Regions from separate parts of the Homo sapiens genome. Here region 2 is linked to region 1. A link is an interaction called in ENCODE POLR2A ChIA-PET data of the cell type or tissue named here. Cell type or tissue: PC-9. All regions are shown on one strand.

Region 1 (2,500 bases):
GAGTCACGCTCTGTCACCCAGGCTGAAGTGCAGTGGCATGATCTCCACTCACTGCAGCCTCCGCCTTCTGGGCTCAAGCTATTCTCGTGCCTCAGCCTCCTGAGTAGCTGGGATTACAGGCGCCTGCCACCACACCTAGCTAATTTTTATATTTTTAGTAGAGATGGGGTTTCACCATGTTGGGCAAGCTGGTCTTGAACTCCTGGCCTCAGGTGATCCGCTCACCTCAGCCTCCCAAAGTACTGGGATTACAGATGTGAGCCACTGCACCTGGCCTCCAGTTCTTTTTTTTTTTTTTCCTTTTTCTTTTTTAGAGACAGGGTCTCACTCTGTTGCCCAGGCTGGAGTACAGTGGTGCAATCATAGCTCATGGTAGCCTCAAACTCCTGGGCTCAAGCATTCCTCCCACCTCAGCCTCCGGAGTAACCAGGACTACACACATGAGCCACCAGGCCTGGCTGATTTTTAAAGTTTTTTTGTAGAGATGGGGTCTTGCTTTGTTGCCCAGGCTGGTTTTGAAGTCCTAAGCTCAAGTGGTCCTCCCACCCTGGGCTCCCAAAGCACTAGGATTACAAATGTGAGCCACCTTGCCCTGTCCAGATCCAATTGTTAAATACAATGCTAATATTAGACATAGCCACAGAGTGACCCCCTCAGTTTACAGATGTAGAAACTGATATTCACCATGATCCTAGGACCCAAAATGGGAGCTCTCTCCTTACTCTGAATATTTATAGAGCTGAGGGTCAGCATTGAATATGTTCTCTGGTTTTATCACAGATACTTCCTCTTATCTCTTATCTTCCCACCTGAGCCACCAGTTCATAGAGGGTATGAATGTCTGACTGCCTCCAGGCATACAGCCAGAACTCACTGTGTCTGGACGGGCCTCATACTACAGCCTCCACCCCTTCCAACCTCCTCTGCGACAGACTGTGGCTATGTTCTTCCTGCTGAACACCACCTCTGCCCTGATGGCTCCTGCAACTTGGACAAAGTGACAAGGTGAAGTTCAGGAGGCTCTGTGTTGCTGAAGAATTGGCCTTGAGGTTATTTCATGCCTGAATGACCAGTGGTTTACTACCAGAATCATCTGGCTTCCTGCAAGGAAGATTTGGGGCTTGGTATCTGTTCCCCTCTCAGACTCAGCAGACACCTAGCCACCGCTGAAGTCACTGAAATCGGATCTACCATCCACAGAAGTGGCTCCTCGAGTCTGAGTCACCAGAGGACAGAGGAAGAGGGGCCACTCTGGTAGCAGTTTCAGGTAATGGCAAACAGACATCTGGCCAAGGTGCACATGTTTAATAGGTGATCTCCAGGCCCACAAAGAGATGCCATTTCCTTTATGAATGGCAGACAGAAGGGGACTGTGATGGGGATCATAGGGTGACTGCCCTGTCCACTCTGATCCCTCCCTTTTTCCTAAAATCTTAAAGACATGGCCTTGGACTCCTCACCGGGCTCCTCATAAACAAATCTGATCTCCATGATTAAGTTAGAAGCTCCCTGCAGCCATGTGCATCTGTGTCTGGTTCATATTCTAGTTCCTTGGTGCTTGGTGAAGGGCCTATGGCAGCACAGCAGCTCAGCGGTTTGAGAAGACACGCAGCACGCTGTAGGGCCTCCCTCTTTTTAGAAAGCACTGCCCAAGTGCCAGGGCATAGCAAACAGGAGGCACCTGCATCACAGCAGTAGCCCAAGGGCCTGGAAGCACGTTGCCTAGGAAGAGCAACCTAAAACGCTGAGACAAGTGGATATTTTCCCATCTAAGAAAACCTAGGCTCTTTCTGAAAGATGTGCGTGGCTTCAAGACAAGCTGAGCCCTGGCAAGAAAGGGAGGGAGGAGGAGGGACTGGGGAAGGAAGCTGACATTTACTTAGTGTCTACGGTGTGCCAAACTCACCACACAATGATGCTACTGTGAAATTCTAGTCACCCCAGAACTAGCCACTGTGTCGAGTTGTCAGAAAAGAGGGTTTTACTGGCCTTCCTTGACCTGGTTCTTCAAAAGACTTATGACCCCCTAATCCACTATTTATAATGACTTTACTGCTCTCCTGGTACCTAGGGTGGTACTAGTTATACTCCATACTTGAGAGAGCTGAGAGAGTCACTCCAATCAGCTTCTCTGTTCTGTGGCTCAGCTCGGGACCCTGGCTGAGAAAAGCTACAATACAGCTCCTCATTTAACCCTCACAACAGCCTTATGAGGAAGGAATATTTATATTTTGCAGCTGGAAAAGCTCAAGCTCAGAGAGGGGAAGTAGCTTGTCTTAAGATCTCAGGGGTAGTGGCTCAGCCAGATTTTCAATCCAAGTCTGTCTCCAGGGACACAAGATGGTAAAGCTGAGTGGGGCAAAGCATCTCGAAGCCTGGTACGGAGCCTGACAAATTGAAGGCGCTCAGTGAATATGTGGCAGGATGAATGAGCCCCACTCCAGGAGGACACTGACAAGGGCTTCTGCTTGTTTCCTTGCTTCCTTCTTTCCTTCAAAGA
Region 2 (2,500 bases), 860 kb after region 1:
ATGGGATTACAGGCACACACCACCGTGCCTGGCTATTTTTTTTTTTCTTTTTTGGTAGTGACAGGGTCCCACTGTGTTGTCCAGGCTGGTCTCGATCTCCTGGGCTCAAGCAGTATTTCCTAGAACAGGACCTTCTCTTTCATAACTGGAGTGCAATGATCAAAACCAGGAAATTAACATTGGTACAATACTTTGAACTAAGCCATAGACTTTTTTCTCCCCAGCTTTGCCAATTTTCCCAAAAATATCCTTTATAACAAAAGAAAACCTCGGCTTTCTTCTGAGTGTCTATTCATCTTGCATGGTTCTTCAGCGTTTCATTGTCTTCCATGATGTTGCCATTTTTGACAAGTACAGGCCAGTTCTTTTAGGTGAATTTTGGTTTGAGTTTGTCTGTTTTCCTCATGATTAAATTCAGGTTCTGTATTGTGGCAGGAATGCCTAGGAAGTGATGCCGTGCCCTTCTCACGCAGCCTATCAAAAGACACATAACTGGCTGGGCGTGGTGGCTTACACCTGCAATCCCAGCGCTTTGGGAGGCCAAGGAGGGCAGATTACTTGAGGTCAGGAGTTCGAGACCAGCCTGGCCAACATGGTGAAACCCTGCCTCTCCTAAAAATACAAAAATTAGCTGGGCATGGTAGCAGGCTCCCCTAATCCCAGTTATTCAGGAGGCTGAGGCAGGAGAATTGCTTGAACCCAGGAGGCAGAGGTCATAGTGAGCTGAGATCACGCCACTGCACTCTAGCCTGGGTGACAGAGCAAAAGACTCTGTCTCCCCCAAAAATCCCCCACAAAAAAACCAAACAAACAAAACCAAGAGGCACACATCTATTGTGCAATCATTGGGATGTTGACTCGTATCACTTGGTTGAGGTGATGCCTGCCAGGCCTCTCTTCTATAAAGTTACTGTTTCCCCTTTGCAATGAATAAGCATACGCCAACATTGAAAGGTCAGGTTGAGGAAGGAAGGAAGCCAGGAAGAAAGCCAGTGCAGGGGCAGCCGAGAGACAGAAGGAAAGAAGGAGGGCGTCCTGGAGCCAGCAGGAGGGGCAGCATGAGTGAGGCAGGGCTGGCATTTATTGCATTAGAGGATGAAGAGTGTCCCTTGGAAGCAGCTGCCACCTGCAGGTGGCGGGCGTCGAGTTAAGCCTCTTTCGGGTGGAGCAGTGGGCCTGGAGCCAACTCAGGCTGAGTCAAGTGTGAGAGGGAGGTGAGAATGGAGATGACTGGAAAACACCTCTGTGGGGAAGGTGGTCTGTGGGCTGGGCAGAGAGGGACAGGCAGTGACGGAGAAGCATGTGGGCTTGGGGGACAGTTTGAATAGATAGAGGGGACTTAGGATATCTAGAGTGTGACAGGAGGGAGCCAGATGAGAGGCGCAAGTCCAAGGAGAGGGGTGCAATCCACAGTGTCCCAGGCGGGACGTGGGAGCCGATGACAAAAGACATGGCGGTTCTGAGGCTGTGATGGGGGGTACTCGTCAGAGCCCAGCCTGATGGGGCAGGTGGATGGGGGGGCCGGAAGGATGGCCAGGCGAACAGAGGAGAGTGAGCCATGCAGGGGATGATCCCTGGGGGTGGGGGAGAGGGGGAGGGCAGGCTGCCCAGAGGTGGGGGTGGGTGGCAGGTGGCGAGGAGGGCAGGTCCAAGGTTCTGGCCATGAGACTGTCCTGACAGCTTTAGCTGCCTGATGCAGATGGACAACGCAGACCTGGGGGACGCAGTGCTGGGATGTTCCAGGAAAGGGGCTGGATGAGGAGGGTGGTGAAAGCTGGAGGGGCCTGAAGGATGACGCAGAAGTGCAGGGAGTGCAGGGTCAGCACTGGGGTCTCAGAGATGGGGGGCAGGGGATGGCCTCCCAGAGAGACTGGCTGTCAGTGCTGTGGGAGGTGGTGAGAAGCCCAGGATTGCAGTGGGGGACCGGCCTGTGAGGGAGTGGAGTGGAGGTGTTTGCACATGAGGAGGTCTGGGAACGGGGAGGCCAGGGCATTGGTGGTGGTCCCTGGGGAGGCCTGAGCTATCAGGGTCATGGCAGGAGTTGGGGTGGGGTGGAGGTGGCCTCGAGCCACGGCTGCTAGGTTTATGAGTAGGGACCCAGGGCAGCCCTGAGGAGCTGAAGGGGGACACACCTGGATGCCAGTGCCCCAGAGGAATGGGGCATTTGATGGGGAGGGCACAGTCTGGGGACCAAGGCAGCCAGAGACCCACGGCACTGTGGACTCTGAGGCATGAGGGATGTGAATGTCGGAGCAGCCAGCTTTGGACAGGGCCGAGGGCCACCTCCAGGGGTGAGCTGGGTCTCCATCAGAGCTGGAGGAAAGGAAGCATTTGGAACAAATTGGAGTGGCTTGTGACCTGCTGGGGTGCGGGGTGGCCTAGTTTCCTGAAGAGCTGTGCACCAGGATGATGGGGCAGAAGCAGTGAGGGAGGAAGGCAGGAGGCTCCCCGGGCCTGAAATACTTGGAGACTGCCCGCTCACCAGGAAGGTGGGGGTCCC

The links. Peaks named below come from ENCODE experiments on the same cell type or tissue, not always from the same donor. Only the 100,000 strongest peaks of a DNase experiment are listed, where the experiment ranks them.
Region 2: POLR2A ChIA-PET joins it to region 1 with 11 read pairs; 1 of 35 experiments calls an interaction of 5 or more read pairs at or near these places.

Annotation. Positions count from the first base shown.
Region 1 is chr15:74,856,299-74,858,798 of GRCh38, forward strand. All of the region lies in intron 1 of SCAMP2 (secretory carrier membrane protein 2), which reads right to left. Among named protein-coding and RNA genes, the nearest start is that of ULK3, 14 kb to the left of the region's middle. RefSeq lists enhancers at 89-158, 905-1,014, 1,045-1,104, 1,455-1,504, 1,735-1,804. In PC-9, no CTCF peak of the experiment used is centred here; DNase peaks (open chromatin) are centred at 913 and 1,173; H3K27ac peaks cover 2,154 bases.
Region 2 is chr15:75,720,121-75,722,620 of GRCh38, forward strand. No RefSeq gene overlaps it. Among named protein-coding and RNA genes, the nearest start is that of CIMAP1C, 2.7 kb to the right of the region's middle. In PC-9, CTCF peaks have their summits at 1,059 and 1,258; a DNase peak (open chromatin) is centred at 1,141.